Regions from separate parts of the Homo sapiens genome. Here region 2 is linked to region 1. The links are chromatin loops, found by intact Hi-C in ENCODE. Cell type or tissue: uterus. All regions are shown on one strand. Links, peaks and the distances in the headings refer to the core of each region. The heading gives the core; the rest is flanking DNA.

The links. Peaks named below come from ENCODE experiments on the same cell type or tissue, not always from the same donor. Only the 100,000 strongest peaks of a DNase experiment are listed, where the experiment ranks them.
Region 2: a loop joins it to region 1, with 2.7 times the contacts of the local background. A loop is called at or near these places in 91 of 110 quality-filtered maps.

The regions. Positions count from the first base shown.
Region 1 is chr3:146,323,470-146,331,818 of GRCh38, reverse strand. No RefSeq gene overlaps it. Among named protein-coding and RNA genes, the nearest start is that of PLSCR4, 77 kb to the right of the region's middle. In uterus, for the core only: a CTCF peak has its summit at 4,474; a DNase peak (open chromatin) is centred at 4,498.
Region 2 is chr3:146,214,891-146,223,239 of GRCh38, reverse strand. It overlaps PLSCR4 (phospholipid scramblase 4), which reads left to right. Exons shown (of 9, transcript NM_020353.3): 2 at 1,148-1,175; 3 at 2,315-2,425. The coding sequence starts at 1,169. Among named protein-coding and RNA genes, the nearest start is that of PLSCR4, 32 kb to the left of the region's middle. In uterus, for the core only: a CTCF peak has its summit at 4,152 (motif pointing left); a DNase peak (open chromatin) is centred at 4,149; H3K27ac peaks cover 253 bases.

The DNA.
Region 1 (8,349 bases), core at 267-8,266:
GACTGCAAATTACAGATTCCTTTTATCCCCCAGTATTCTTGCAATCACACAAAAAATTTAACAGACTTTTTTTTTTTTTTTTTTTTTGAGATGGATCTCGCTCTGTTGCCCAGGCTTGTGTGCGGGGGCACGATCTTGGCTCACTGCAACTTCCGCCTCCCAGGTTCAAGCAATTCTCCTGCCTCAGCCTCCCGAGTAGCTGGGACTACAGGTGCATGCTGCCACAGCCAGCTAATTTTTTGTACTTTAGTAGAGACGGGATTTCACCTTGTTGCCAAGGCTGGTTTCAAACTCCTGAGCTCAGGCAATCCGCCTGCCTTGGCGTCCCAAATTGTTAGTATTACAGGCGTGAGCCACTGAGCCCAGCCTTAATGTGCAATCTTTTATAACAATGGTTAATAGAAAATTTTTAGATATTTGTTTCAAATTTATCTACTGTTGTAAATTAATCGTAAGCAAATGCTAACATAGCACATCTCAACAATACCGACTGATCTCACGGCAATCTTCTACCTATGAAGGAAAAACTAAATTACTATGTTACAAAAACAAAAGCATTTAAAATACCTGTCATCTATGAGGTATTTCAATTTACTCATCCATTCATTTATTGATACAGTCATATTTTTCACAGCCACCATTCACATCTGAGTTTAATTTCATTTATTAAGATATATTTTTAGATTCTTTTGTGAAAGATACTTGTTGTTTGACAGATTCACTTGCATTGAAAAATTTAATTGTTGGTCATACAAAGAATATCAGATGATCATAGACAGACTCAAACAATTACCTTGATGAAGGGAAAGAACTATAGCTAATGGGCAGCCAAATACTACTTTGTCCAGATGTGACCTAGCCTGCCTGTTAGTCTGACAGATAACATGGAATAGACAATATGTCTGGAGATGTGGGAATACTTTATTCATAGTTCTGGCAGATTCACAGTCAGTTATAAAAATTATTCTGGGGACTACTACTATATTTCCTATATCCTTGAATTGTTTATTCTTAGTTTCCTATATATTATAACATTTCAATATTTCTGTTTGTTTTCTGTGTCTGTATAGCTCTCTCTGTTCTGTCCGGTTTTGTGTATTCCTGTCTACCTGTAATTTTTGCCACTTGTTTGAGATATGGCCATAGGACCTTCCTAGATATGGAAATCAGAGAAATGTGGTGCTGTTTTCTTAACTGACAGCAAGCTAATATTGTTGGCCTTTTGAGAGATCATTGTATACTATCACTGTTCTTTGCCTGTGAATGAAATCACTTGAGAGATAGGCAAAGGAGTAAAACTGACTTCATCATTAACCTGATAAAGCTGTTTAGAGGACAAGGCTTCATTCTCTAGCAATAATAAATTTGCAAAAGGGTGCTGAATCAGAATTACTCTCACTGTCTCAGGCAGAGCTGGAAAAAAACACAGCCCTTTATTCTAGAGTCCTACCACCATAAACCTCACTCCCTGAAAAACCTAGGAATTCGCGCTGTCTGTTAACAGGCTGTCTCTCCAAAGAGAAACACAGCTGAACTTCTCATACCCAGTTGCTTTGCTCAAACTCCCCAAGAACAATCATTTATCCCTGATCCCTGAGGCAAGTAAATGAGGGAACAGATAAAGATCAGAAGTCTTCTCTAATGCCAGTATCTCTACATGGAAATATCAGCAATGGAGAGTAATTTTGGTAGAGGTATTGCTTGTTCCCTTAAGTCTCTTCTTCTCCCATAATATCTCTAATTTCACTGATTCCACATGAAACCTGGAATACACAGAATATTTCTGACCCTTCTATGTAACTAGGTTTGGAGATATGGTAAAGTTCTGTCCCATTAGATGTTAATTGTCTAGTGGGTACTTTAACAGATAATTGGCACATACCTTTCCTTGATTCTTTCCTTATTCCCGCTGGATACACGAGAAAACCATTGTTTTAAAAAATATGTCCAGGAGTTGATAAGCTTAACTGAGCAATTTATTTAAAGTTGAATAACCTAATAGAGTTTTAAAGTTTTTTTCTGGTTACTTTTATATAGTTTATATTTATATAGTTTATATAACACTGTTTATATTAGCATAAATGGAATCAATTATTTGCAAATGGTTTCCTATAATTTGGCATGTTGTTATACTTGAATATAAACAGGAAGAATTGCCTTCATACTATTGCTTCTCCTTTTTAATTTCCTCTCCCTTGATTTTCAGATGAAACAAGTCTTTCAGCATCTTCCTAAAATGTGAGAAAACCTCCCAAGCACCCGTAAAGTAATAAATGTAGAGTTATTTTCTCTTTAACTGGTTTACAAGTCATCAATGAAGAGACACCACTATGTAAAATTCATTTATCTGAATCCAATAGTATTTTCAGTTTGCCATACATTCCCAATAAAACATAATCATCCCTAGTATAGAAAACGTTGTCACCAAACAAACTCAAATTTCTATGGAGGACTAGTGGAGTGAGTTAGTACTACCAGGGGCTCCCTCAAACTGAAGACCACAAATGGCATGTAAAGGGAGAAACTAATATTTCGCACAGGCAGATTGTCGCATTAGAGCATGTGAACAGATTGCCAGGCAGTGTAGGCTAGGTTAAGCTACGGTGACAATCTCAAAGTTTTAGTGGCTTATAAAAATAAAGGTTTATTATTTACTTACATGTCCTTTGTAGGTCATCAAGATACTTTTGTTCATCACAGTCACTCAAGGACCTGCTGCAGAAAAGACTTAATCTTGACCCAGTCTTTCCTAAGTACTAAGGCAGGGGGAAATGGACACAGGCATGGGAAAGTAAATATGACAACACAGGCACTAGTTCTTAATATTTCTCCCCCAAAGTGACACACATTACTTACAGTTACAATTCACTGGCCAAAGCAAGTCATATGAATACAATCAACTTCAAATGACCAAAAAAATGCAATCTTACCATCTTCCTGGAAGGAGAGAAAATAGCTTGTAAATAGGACTAATGACTATCTCATATATGTTCTGTTTCTTATGTTTGTTTGGTTTGTTTTCACGAATTCTGCTTCACTGTTGGCTTTGAATTTATCATTTAATTTTTATCAACTAACATCGTAGTTTATTAAGGTTTATTTAGCAACTGAGTAATGGTAGTAAAAGGCCCTGAGCATTGATGTCAGTAAGGGAGATGAAAGACATATAGAGAAGTTGCTTGATTGCACACTAGCACAGGTGTCATAGATAAACCTCTACTCACTTCAAAATGTCGTCTGCCTTAAATGGTTAAAGTTTAGAAAACTGTTAAAAACCAAGTGTTGGTAAGAGTATAGAGTAACTTGACTTACACTTACTGTACATAAGACACAAACTTACTCTAAAATTCAGCCAGTTTACTCTTAGATGAATACTCGAAGTGCAAATGTTTACCAGATTTTGTGCACAATATTTGTAGTAGTTATATTCATAACACCAAATGCAAACATCCTAAATGCCATCAATAGAAAAATGGACAATTAATATGTATTATACTCACACAATGGAATACTGCAAAGGAATGAAAATGAGAAACTACTGATGTGCAATATAACATGGATAACCCTCAGAAGTTATCTCTATTAGTATGATCTCTCCAGAAAAATAGAATAAATAGGATAGCTTTAGACAAAGATGTACATGTAGGCTTATCATAAGAAACTGGCTCATGTGGTTATGAAGGCTGAGAAGTTCCATGATCTTCAGATAGAAAACTGGAGACACAGGAGAGCCAATGCTATAGTTCCAATCTCAGCCTGAAAGCTTCAGGTGAGCTGATGGTGCAGGCTTCAGTCCAAGCCCAAGTCTGAAGGCAAAAGAAGACCATGTCTCACATAGAGGACAGGTAGAGAGAGAGTGAATACTCTCCAAGCCTACCTTTTTGTTCTGTTTAGGCCTCCAACAGATTGGATGAGGTGCACCTACATTTAGGTAGACAATATGCTTTATTCAGTCTAACAGTTAAAATGTTAATCTTATCCATAAACACCTTCACACCCAGTATGTTTAACTAAATATCTCACTACCCTATGGTCCAGTCAAGTTGACACATAAAATTCACTATTACGCTTTATTAAATGAAAGAAGCAAGAGTCAAAAGAATATACCCTGGATGATTTCATTTGATGAGTTCAATATAGGTCAAAATAATGACTTGAAGATAGAAGCAAGCATTGTGGCCACCTCTTTAGAGTGTGCTGAATGGTATAGCACAGAAGAAAACATTTTGGAGTACTTCAAATGTTCCATATCCACCTAGTTGATACATGGATGTATGTATAACACTGAAAAAATATTTAACTTGCTTATTTAAATTTGCACACATTACAAATTATATGTTATACCTCAGTTTAAAAATGATATATTTGTCCTTTCACAAAAACAATAATTATTCAGCTATGCATAAATGAAAATAGCTCTGGGAGAGTTCAAGATTCTATTGAAGAAGTTGCAGCCACACAGTGGCGCAATAGAACCAAAAATAACTTCACAGATAGACTGGGAAGAACGGTTTCATTTAGCTACTTTTGTTTAATTCCTCAGGCCAGCACAGCTGCTCACCGTGAGAGGTCATCTTGGCCCATGAGTTCTCCTTATGAAGGAAAAGAGGATCAAGATGAACAACCAGTTTCCCCAGCTTTTAGGCTGAAGGAATTACTTTGGTTTTAACCCAGCCAGATTGCTAGGGAAATCAGCATAGCTGATATATTTGGAGATGGCTAGGAACAAGGGGGTAGGAGCCATTAGTATCAAGTACATGGCAGCAGGTGCTACCTCAGTTCTCAGTGGCCCGCCTTGCAGAGGACTCCAATAATGTCACCATTAAGGACCTCAACAACCTTTATGGCCACTGCAGACTCTTGAAACCTTCACCACAAAGGGGTCCATATTTTCCCTTTTCTGACCTCAGTTGCCTAAGCTGCAGCATCTGCTGCAACCACTGAAGGCACCCTAGCCAGTGATGCCATGGAGACTCCGGACCCAGTATGGCCACTTTGTATAAATGTATACAACTAGGCTCTGCTCCCATCACCAACCTCAGCTCCCATTGTAGTGGGCACACCTGCAGTTGGCCCCTGTAGCTAACTACAAGCATGTTGCCCACTTCAACATCCACCTACCCAGTCATGCTCACCACTTGACCAAGAGATGCCAGTGTGATTCCCAGCAACCCTAGTGGCCATCGTGGGCCCTATGTAAACATCAATTCCAAGACCACACATTTGTCAACATTGCATATTCCAGCTCCCTGATCACTGATCCACCACCACTTGCCCCAAACCCAGAGTTGAAGCACACTCCCACAGTTTTTGTCTTGAACACCACTAGACCCAGGGCCCAGAGTACACCCACAAACAACCCTACTTTTGGCATCCCTTCATCCTCATTCCTCCTCTGCAGGTGAAGGTTTTTCCTTACCAAAGCCAGTCCATAAAGTCTGTGATAGGTAACTGCTTCTCAAATGTGCAGACACCAACACAAAGAAACAAAGAACACACAAAAAAGGAGGGAAACATGAAATCATCAAAGGAATGTAATAACTGTCCAGTAATTGACAGTTATTCTAAAGAAGCATAGTAAGGTAAGAGAGAACATAGATTAAACATTTTTTTTTAATCAGTAAACAGCACAAGGACAAAGTGAGTAGGACAATATAAAGAAAATAGAAAAAAGAACCAAACAGATTCTGGAACTTAAGAACACAATGGCTATGCTTAAAAAAATAGAGTGCTTTGGTTGGGCGCTGTGGTTCACGCCTGTAATCCCAGCACTTTGGGAGGCCGAGGCGGGCGGATCAAGAGGTCAGGAGATCGAGACCATCCTGGCTAACACGGTGAAACCCCATCTCTACTAAAAATACAAAAAAATTAGCCGGGCGTGTTGGCGAGCGCCCGTAGTTCCAGCTACTTGGGAGGCTGAGGCTGAATGGTGTGAACCCGGGAGGCAGAGTTTGCAGTCAGCCAAGATTGCACCACTGCACTCCAGCCTGGGCAACAGAGTGAGACTCTGTCTCAAAAAAAAAAAAAAAAAAAAAAGAGTGCTCCAACAGCAGGCTTGATCATGCAGAAGAACGAATCAGCAAATGTGAAGGTTGACCACTTGAAATTATCCAGTAGGAAGAGAAAAAGGAAAAACAGTAAAGAAAACCTAAGTGACTTATGAAGCACACTGAAGTGAAAAAACACATTTATAATGCGAATTCAAGGAGAAGAGAAAAGGAAAAAAGTATAACTCTCATTTAAAGATATAATAACAGAAAGCATCCCAGATCTGGAGAGGGAAATAGACATCCAGACTGAAGAAGCTCATGGGACCCTAAATAGATTGAAAAGAGAGAGGTCTACATTCAGACATAACAAAATTGAACTGAGAAATTAAAAAACAGAAAATTTTGAAAGCAGCTAGAGTAAAACAACTCATCATACACCAGGGAAATCCTATGAGAATATGAAGTATTGCTCAATAGAAATTTTGAAGGCCAGGAAAGAGTAGAAGGACTTATTTAAAATACTAAAAAAAAAAAAAAAAATTGCCTACCCAAAATAACTAAACCCTAAAGAGGTATCCTTCAAGAATGAAGGGAAGATAGTCTTCCCCAGAAAAACATACACTGAATATAAATTTTCACTACTAGATCTGCTTTGTGAGAAATACATAAGGGAGTTTTTCAAGTGGAATTGAAGACACACTAAACATTAATATAAAAGCACATGAAAATATAAATCACACCAGTAAAGGTAAATACATAATCAAATACAGGATAATATAAAACTATTGCTGGTGAGCCAATTTTCTATAACCTTAATATGAACTTTAAAGAACAAAATATTAAAAATATAACCACAAAAATTTAGTAATTTATTCCTATATTAGTCTGTTCTAACACTGCTAATAAAGACATACCTGAGACTGGGTAACTTATAAAGACAAGAAGTTTTTTTTATTATTATTATACTTTACGTTCTGGGTTACATGTGCAGAACGTGCAGTTTTGTTACGTAGGTATACATGTGCCCTGGTGGTTTTCTGCACCCATCAACCCATCACCTACATGAGGTATTTCTCCTAATGCTATCCCTCCCCTAGCCCCCACCCGCTGACAGGCCTCAGTGTGTGATGTTCCCCTCCATGTGTCCATGTGTTCTCATTGTTCAACTCCCACTTATGAGTGAGAACATGCAGTGTTTGGTTTTCTGATCTTGTGATAACTTGCTGAGAATGATGGTTTCCAGCTTCATCCATGTCCCTGCAAAGGACATGAACTCATCCTTTTTATGGCTGCATAGTATTCTATAGTGTATATGTGCCACAATTTCTTAATCCAGTCTATCACTGATGGACATTTAGATTGGTTCCAAGTCTTTGCTATTGTGAATAGTGCTGCAATAAACATACGTGTGCATGTGTCTTTATTGTAGAATGATTTATAGTCCTTTGGGTATATGCCCAGTAATGGGATTGCTGTGTTAAATGGTATTTCTAGTTCTAGATCCTTGAGGACTCACCACACAGTCTTCCACAATGGTTGAACTAATTTATACTCCCACCAACAGTGTAAAAGCACTCCTATTTTTCCACAACCTCTCCAGCATCTGTTGTTTCCTGACTTTTTAATGAACACCATTCCAACTGGCATGAGATGATATGTAATTGTGGTTTTGATTTGCATTTCTCTAATGACCAGTGATGATGAGCATTTTTTCATATGTCTGTTGGCTGCATAAATGTCTTCTTTTGAGAAGCGTGTGTTCATATCCTTTGCCCATTTTTTGATGGGGTTGTTTTTTTCTTGTAAATTTGTTTAGGTTCTTTGTAGATTCTGGAAATTAGTCCTTTGTCAGATGGATAGATTGCAAAAATTTCCTCCCATTCTGTAGGTTGCCTGCTCACTCTGATGACAGTTTCTTTTCTTGTGCAGAAGCTTTTTAGTTTAATTAGATCCCATTTGTCAATTTTGGCTTTTGTTGCCATTGTTTTTGGTGTTTTAGACATGAAGTCTTTGCCCATGCCTATGTCCTGAATGGTATTGTCCAGGTTTTCTTCTAGGATTTTTATGGTCCTATGTCTTACGTTTAAGTCTTTGATCCATCTTGAGTTGATTTTTGCATAAGGTGTAAGGAAGGGGTCCAGTTTCAGTTTTCTGCATATGGCTAGCCCTCTTAGCACAGCCAGCAGTGCATCAGTCTCATAATCCGAAGGAAAGAGATTTTATTGACTCACAGTTCTGCATGGCTGGCGAGGCCACAGGAAACTTACAATCATTGCAGAAGAAGAAACAAACACGTCCTTCTTCACATGGTGGCAGCAAGGAGAAGTGCCAAGCAAAAGGAGAAAAAGCCCCTTATAAA
Region 2 (8,349 bases), core at 126-8,125, 110 kb after region 1:
AGAAAAATTTACCTTCACCCTCATTCCTTGTTTCAAATCTCGTCTCAACTTCTAGTCTTCTTCTTTGAGTTATTCTCATAATGTTCCCATACATATTTTTAATTTAAATGTTTAACTTCTTTTAGTCTCTTCTTAAACATGCCCCAGTCTAAACTTTCAATTCTTACCCTCCTCCATCCCCACTATTCCCCCACTATCCTCCTCTCTAGTTTTGTTAATAGGATCACCGTCAACTCAGTTACCTTGGGCTATGACTCAGAACCCTCTTCCACTCCTCTCTTTACCTTAGTCCATCAGCGACTCCTGGAGGCCCTGCTTCCAAACCGTATCATGCCTCTGAACACTCCTAACCTGCAGTGTCACCTCCCCCATCTAAGCTGGTGTCAGCTCTCACCTGGATTGCTGCTGCCATCCCTCACTGCTCCCTGCTTCTACTCTTGCTCTCATTGTATGATGTCGGTCAGATCTGATCACTCCACCGACTGAATCCTCCAGACTTCCCAGTTGCAAATACCAAAAATGCCAAACCCCTTGCCATGGCCTTCAGATGAGATCAGACCTTTATCTGCATGTCTTACCTCAGTTCGCTTCACTCACTGTGGCCCAGTCACTCCTAAACCACTTTCTCTTTTCCTCCCTTCAGTATCCCATGCTCACTGCCATCTCTGACCCTTTGCACTAATTTCCTATCTTCCTGGAACTCTCTTCCCACAATTGTAGTGTGATGTTTATTTTTCATAGTTGAAACAGCTCAAAGGTCACTTCCTGAGACAGGCTTTCCCTGACTCTCCTAGAACTTACCATCCGTGTTTCTCTTAAGCTTGTTACATTGTTTTCCTCATAACTGTACTATCTAACGTTAAACTTTAACATTTCTTGACTTTTTTTAAATCTCATTCTACTACAATATAAACTGCAGCACAGTAGGTGGCAGAGTGTCTGTCTGCTTCATTGCTGTACTCTCAACATCTGTATTAGTGCCTCGTACATAATAGGTGCTCAATAAGTATTTTTTTAATTAATGAAGGGACAAATGTAAGGTAACTGGAGGTTAAAAAAATTACAGAAATCCTTACCTGTGTTACTGAGTAGCAATACTATTTATTATGTATGTATTTTAAAGGCATTAACATTTTTTATTTTTCAGGATTAATTGGAATTCTTCAAAATGTCAGGTAAGTTTTTGTGAATAAATTTGAATATGCTTTATTTTCAAATGTGAATTTTGTGATTATTTTCCCTAAAGGGGGACTTTATTTCGATTTTTTTTTGTTTAACATTTGGCAAATATAAATACGTGTGTGTGTTTGCATATATATATGTATGTATATATTTGTTATTTATGTATATAGACATTCCTATCATTGTCAGAAAAAGATTAAAAAGGGACTTACAGTGGGACACATATCTACTGAATAATCTTTGAAGTTTGTGGGGAAAATTAGGTAATAAAAAAAGCAAGATTTGCAAAGCAGTTCTGCAAAGAGAGGTTGTAGTAATAAAGAGCCTGTGGCAAGGTCCTGCCTTGGTAGAGGAGGATGAAAGTAGGCCTTGTATTTTCTAGTAACTTACATAAAGAGAGAAAAACCACATTTATGGGATTTTTGTTTGCTAGGAGATAAAAGTCAACTGGTTGTTTAGGAAACTCAGCTTTTTTTTGTAGTAAGCAGAGAGAGAAATTAGTCTCTAATCTCAATAAGAAGACAAGGTACAACATCATGAAACTGACTTCAGTACCTCCCTTGCAGCAATTACTGTGACCTAGATTGCTTTTAGAAAGAATACAGTGAAAATGTGAGTCACTGGAGATGTAGACTAAACTATTGCTAATTCAGTTGTGTGTGACACCACTGTTTATTAAACCATTATTTGTTTATGGTGTTATGTTGTGAATCTTTTTAGACAGCACTTTCCAAAAATAATTAGGAAAAAAAATCAACTTCACTCTATAAATGCTTGTGTTCTCCATATTATGTAAAGGGAAAAATAATTTTTGCTATTATGCCAGGAATTTACTTTGTAGATAAGAGTTAGCATCGGGGCAGTTGAACCACTAGTATGAAAGCTCATTGCTTTGATCACAAGCATAATATAATTGTTTAGTTCTATTTTTAAATCTATGTTCAGTTTGAAAATTCATGAAATTTATTAATAGTGTCTAATATATGATGAATTCTTTCTTTAAAAAATATAGGAGTGTATTTTCCAGTTGATTATATTTCTTGATGCATTCCCATAAGAAAGGAAAAAGAATACATTTTGTCATTATATTATTGTTTCCTTTGTAAGTCATGTTCCCTGTCTTCCCCTGAAGGTGTGGTACCCACAGCCCCTGAACAGCCTGCAGGTGAAATGGAAAATCAAACAAAACCACCAGATCCAAGGCCTGATGCTCCTCCTGAATACAATTCTCATTTTTTACCAGGTGGGTTAAATATTCATAAAAGATATTCTCCTTTGCTAAAAACCATACTAATGATTAAAATTGCTTTTTAAGCGAACAAATTAATTGACTGATTTAATAAGTAAATAAATATTGGATGCCAATAGGGTGCCACATAGTTTACTATATGTCAGTTAGAATATATTCCTGTAGCCATAGGATTTACAGGCTTTTAGATGGAAGTTGTGCAAATATTGATGACATTCTCTCCATTCTATATGGAGATATGAAGAGAGTGTTGTAAGGACACAGAAGACAGTATTTGACATTGCCAGGGATTTGAGGAAAGCCCTGACTAAGGAGGTCAAGTTTTGCTGTCATGATAAAAATTTCACAAGCAAAGAAAAGGGGGAAAGGACTATCCTTAGCAGAAAGAATCATATGTCCGTAAGTACAGGGTCATGAAAATCTGGTATGAGGCATGCATGAGACACATGGAAGATGTGCAGAGAAATGGAAGTGAATGGCCATGGGTGCTGATTAAGGAGCTTATCTTTCTGGCAAATATTTTTGTAAGTCTGAGTGCACTACTGGTGATGTCTTGGGAGAATGAATACTTTATACAGTGCTAGTGTGAATTTGAGATATTATGATTGTTAGAAAACAATTTGGCCAAGTTTAAAATTTTAAAAATTAAAAGTGCCCTTACTTTTGGCCAAGGAAATAGTTAGTATTGTCTTTAAACACATTTTAATGACTTACATAATGATGTAGACACTGTAGTAATATTTTTTTAAAATACATATTTAAGCGTATATTTAGAAGTAGAAACCATTGTGTTATGCTCTGAAGGGGGAAAAGAAACCCTGCTATGTACAAGATAATGGCACAAGATAATGGCAAAAGTTTTTTTTTTGAGATGGAGTTTCAGTCTTGTTGCCCAGGCTGGAGTGCAATGGTGCGATCTTGGCTCACCACAACCTCCACCTCCCAGGTTCAAGTGATTCTCCTGCATCAGCTTTCGGAGTAGCTGGGATCACAGGCATGCACCACCACGCCCGGCTAATTTTTGTTTTTTATTTTTTGTTCTTTGTTTTTTGTTTGTAGAGACAAGGTTTTTCCATGTTGGTCAGGCTGGTCTCGAAGTCCCGACCTCAGGTGATCCACCTGCCTCAGTGTCCCAAAGTGCTGGGATTACAGGTGTGAGCCACCGTGCCCGGCCAAAGGTTTTTTTTGGCTCTAGGCATATGATCCATACAGCTCAGGTGGCTTCTGCACCTACAGTGTTTTCTGAAAGCATCAGGATTTCCTTTTTTCTCTTCCTAATGTGTATGTGTGTTATGAGGATAAAATGCATTATAACATACTGCATTAATAGCGCAACCTTTCCTAAATCCAAGGTATTAAAAATTAAATTATTAAATTATAATCATGCTTTATCTATCGTTTCTCTATATGTCACTTCAGTGACTTCCAACATGATATACAAGATCTATCTTATATTTACCAATTACTCTATATCCAAAAACCTAGACCCTACTAGAACAGAAACTTCACCATTTCTGAGAAAAACCTTGGTTATACATCATGTTCTCATCTGATAAAGCGTATGTCTATTCTTCTGTATATCAATAATTCAGCAAGAGAGTAGGCTACATCCTTCAAATTAAATGACAAGGTAAGTTGTAAAAATATTATAGTGCAGACCACACAACTAATGAATTTTCAGTTATAAAATATAGCAAAATTTCGCTCTGATCGCCACCTGGTGGCTGGACTATAAACTTACGAAGACTGACAAAAATTGTCTCTGTGACTCAAATTAAGAATCTTGAAATCTGTACTTGAATTATGTAGTGTTAATGAATTTATCCCAATTTCTTTACATAATTCCAATTTGCATTATGGTGTTGGATATGTGTTCCCACAAAAATAATTTTATCCACTATTCTTGTTTAAGAGAATAAAGAAACCTTTGTTATATTTAGTATATTTAAAGAGAAAATGGCATGATTTCCTGATGTTCAAAATAACTAAAAAAACTCAAATCCTATCAGACAGTGTGTCTTACACCAGTATTGGTAGGACAACGCTCCGTAACAGAGGTCTTTATTTACGTAAGTCTGAGATGCTATAGTTACACAAAGTTAAACATATTTTGTTTTGTTTTGCTTTGTTTTCCTGCAGAAGCAATCAGAACTCTTATGAAAACTTCAAAGCTTAGAAGAAAGTATAATATACCAATTTCCCACATATAATTTCATCATATGTTTTCCTTCTTTTATCTCTGGATAATACATACTTATAACAAAAATTGTTCAATTACATAAATATGTATTTAATTTTAAAATAAATATAAATTTAATTTTAAAAAATATAATCTCTATACGAATAGCCTCAAAATCTAAATGGCAATTTTTTTCTGATTTATTGATCTTCAAATTTTATAACATGAGGTGCTTTTATATTAAAAGTACATGGTAAATTAATCATTAACTCATTGAAGTGATATAATGATTAATATTCTTGAGATAATTCATATGATTTTTAGTTACATTGTTATTTTTAATAATAGTTAAAAAAAGAAGGTATGGATATCTGATTTCTAGTCCAATTCGGGTACTCTTAAATACAATTCTTAAAGGAATTAAAGTATATTCTTCATAACAAACTTAAATACATACTTACCTTCACTTTTTTCCAAATACGTTATACTTTTTTTCTCACTTAACTCTCATTTGACATTGTTTCCTGTTACCATTATTTTCCCTTTAGTCTGCTTACTGTCAGTTTCTGTCAAAAACTGTGTCCCTACTCTTAAAAAGTGCTGTTCTCAAAATTATTTGGTCTACTCCCCTGGTTTTCCCTGCCCTTCCCCATCTCCTTCTCTCTCCTCTCCCAGTCACCCTTCCTTTTACACACTCTTCTAAGTGATCTTGTTAATACTGAAGGTTTCCTTTTCCTTCATCACTTATGAAATACATATCCACAGATCATGTCAGTCTGATAGTCTCTAAACTTGCACTTCCAACCACCTATAGACTGCTTCTCATGAAAGACCATTGAATCTCAAACTCAATGATCACCAGCCCAACTTTGTTATCTTGCTTCTAAACTCTATTTTCTTTCTCCATTCTTCCCATACACTGGAGGCCTGTAGGATCCCAAGCCAGAAACTTGAGAATCTTTTCTCATATCCAGTCCACTTCAAAGTCAATGTTGTATCTTAAATGTCAATTACCATTTCTCCACTCTCTGCTCCTTTCACCAAAATCAGCCTTCCTTGCCTTCTAGCCAGACCCTTGCAAGTACTTCCTGCCTAATCTGACCTCATATATAAAGAATTCTAAATGTAAAATGAATCACTTTACTTTCCATTTGATTGGCATAAAGTTCAAGGTCTTTCATAATCTTCATCCTATCTTTCTAGCCTTGTCTGCTAAATCTCCACACACAGCAGTTCGTCCTGCAGTAGTGAGCCTCCTCTATGCACCTGCCTGTTCTTGTCCGTTTGCCTGTAAAACCTTTCCCCATCATGGAGATGCTGGCTAGGTCTAGTGTGTTAGCATCTATATCGTAGTATACCTTCTCTGCATAGGTTAGGTACCCCTCCTGTCTAATCCCTTAACATGCTATGCATCTACCTATGATTATGTCAATTACTTGCTTCGTGACAACCATTCACCTTTTCTTATACATCTTTGTAGCCTCCACAGAACTTGCTGCCCTTGGAGACAGGCATGCATTTGAATGTCTTTCTGTCTTATATTTCTAGCAGCAAGCACAGAAGCTGGTCCTTGAAATGGGCTTGAGGAATATTTCATAGATAAAAGAATCTTTGATTTATCTCATGGCCTTGTTTTCAGATAGTATTAGGAGAATTTCATGATTCATGACTATTATGAGTGGCATTTTTATGAGTAACCAAAATGTCTTAGACTTCATCACCTTCAAAGGCGACTGGCTTTTGCATTATTGGTTGACCCCAGACCACTGCATTGTCCCATGATGTCCCATGGAGGTGAAAGGGTAGAACTTAAGGACTTAAAAATAGCTGCTAGCTAGAGATGCCAATCCAGTGTATAGGCCCAAAGCCCTCCATAGAATCACGCCTGGGGTGCTCTTCTTCCTTGTCTCTGATCTAGGGGGAGTATTAGCATGATGTATTTAAGGACGTTTCTGCAGTCAGAATGCTGGAATTCTAATTCTACTCCTGATACGTCAGCTAATGACTTTCACCAAGTTACTTAACCTCCTTATGCCTCAGTTTTATTCTCTATAAATTAAGGATAATAATAGTATCTACTATATATGGTTGATGTAAAGATTACAAGGTTTAGTACTTGTAACGTTGTTAGAGTAAGGGCTGGAATATGATGAGAGCTCAATAAGTTTTAGTTATTATCTTTCTTTTTATTTTTTTTTAATCAACATAGCTTTCTCTAACAGGACTTTCTTCCAGATCTGGGTAGTATCCAGGACCCAGTTATTTGGGGGCTCTGAGAGAGACCATAATCTCCACCTTATCACATTTAAGTGAATTTTTCATTATGCAAGAGTGACCTTTTCAAAAACTGGCTGCCTATGGGACTGTCTACATTTTTGTTTGTTTGTTTGTTTGTTTTTGAGACAGAATGCTGCCGTGTTGCCCAGGCTGGAGTACAGTGATGCAATCTCGGCTAACTGTAACCTCCGCTTCCCGGGTTCTAAATGATTCTCCTGCATCAGCCTTCAGAGTAGCTGGGATTACAGGCATGCACCACCACGCCCGGATAATTTTGTATTTTCGGTAGAGACGGGGTTTCACCATGTTGGCCAGGCTGGTCTCAAACTCCTGACCTCAGGTGATCCACTCACCTCGGCCTCCTAAAATGCTGGGATTACAGGCGTGAGCCACAGTGCCCAGCCGGGACTGTCTGCATTTTTCAGGAGATGTCAATCCCTTCCCTACAAAGCTATGTGGCATTGCTCTTTGATTACAAAAGACAGAAAATTTGCTAGTCCTGTAGACCTACAGTTCCCAAAACTGTGTTTACTTAGGGAGACATAACACCATTTGTGGAGCTTTAACAACACAGCCCAAATTGGGCTTCTACTGTTCTAGCCTTGTTCATTTTTGCACACTTATGTGGACATGAGGTGAATCTCAGCTTCTAACATCTTTCAGCTGTCATCTGAACTGAAAATCCAACAATTTTTGGGCAGAAACACAAAAAAAACATATACATACATATACACACATTACAAGGAAAAGCAGTAATTTTCAGAAAGAAACTACAGTTTAACCTATATTTAGGTAAAAATTATTTTTTTCTTCAAGGTGGAAATCTACAGAGAAAAATCTCCAACCATAGTAAAAACAAGAATTTACATGATTATACATTGCAGTGTTGCAACATTGATTCCATCTTTTTCATTTCAGAATAGAATCTTTGCTGTCCTTATATTAGTTAAATAAAAGGATCTTTAAATCATTGGCTTTCAAATATTCTTGATGATAATCTAATATAACACATAGTGAATAATACATACATATATATTCAATATATTTATGTATAAGTAACACGAGTTTCACCAGACAATACTGAATATAAAGTGAGTAGATAGTATACTAATAATACAGTTTCATATTTTCTATTTTATTCTTCTCTAGTTGACTATATTTTCAAAAATTAATATTTGAATTATTAAATTGATTTTAATACTCTGAATATATCTTCAGTTTGTAAAATGCTGTATCAAAACAGAGTTTCTCAAACTTAGTAGTTGATAAGAATTGATGAAATATCAGACAAAACATACTTTGAGGAAAAAATTATTACTAGAGATAATGGTCATTTTATAATAATAAAAGTGTCAGTCATCAAGACAGAATGAGTGTATTCATATATACACATAAAAACAATGCTCCAAAATATATGAAGTAAAACTGGTAGAATTGAAGGGTGAAATAGATAATACAATAA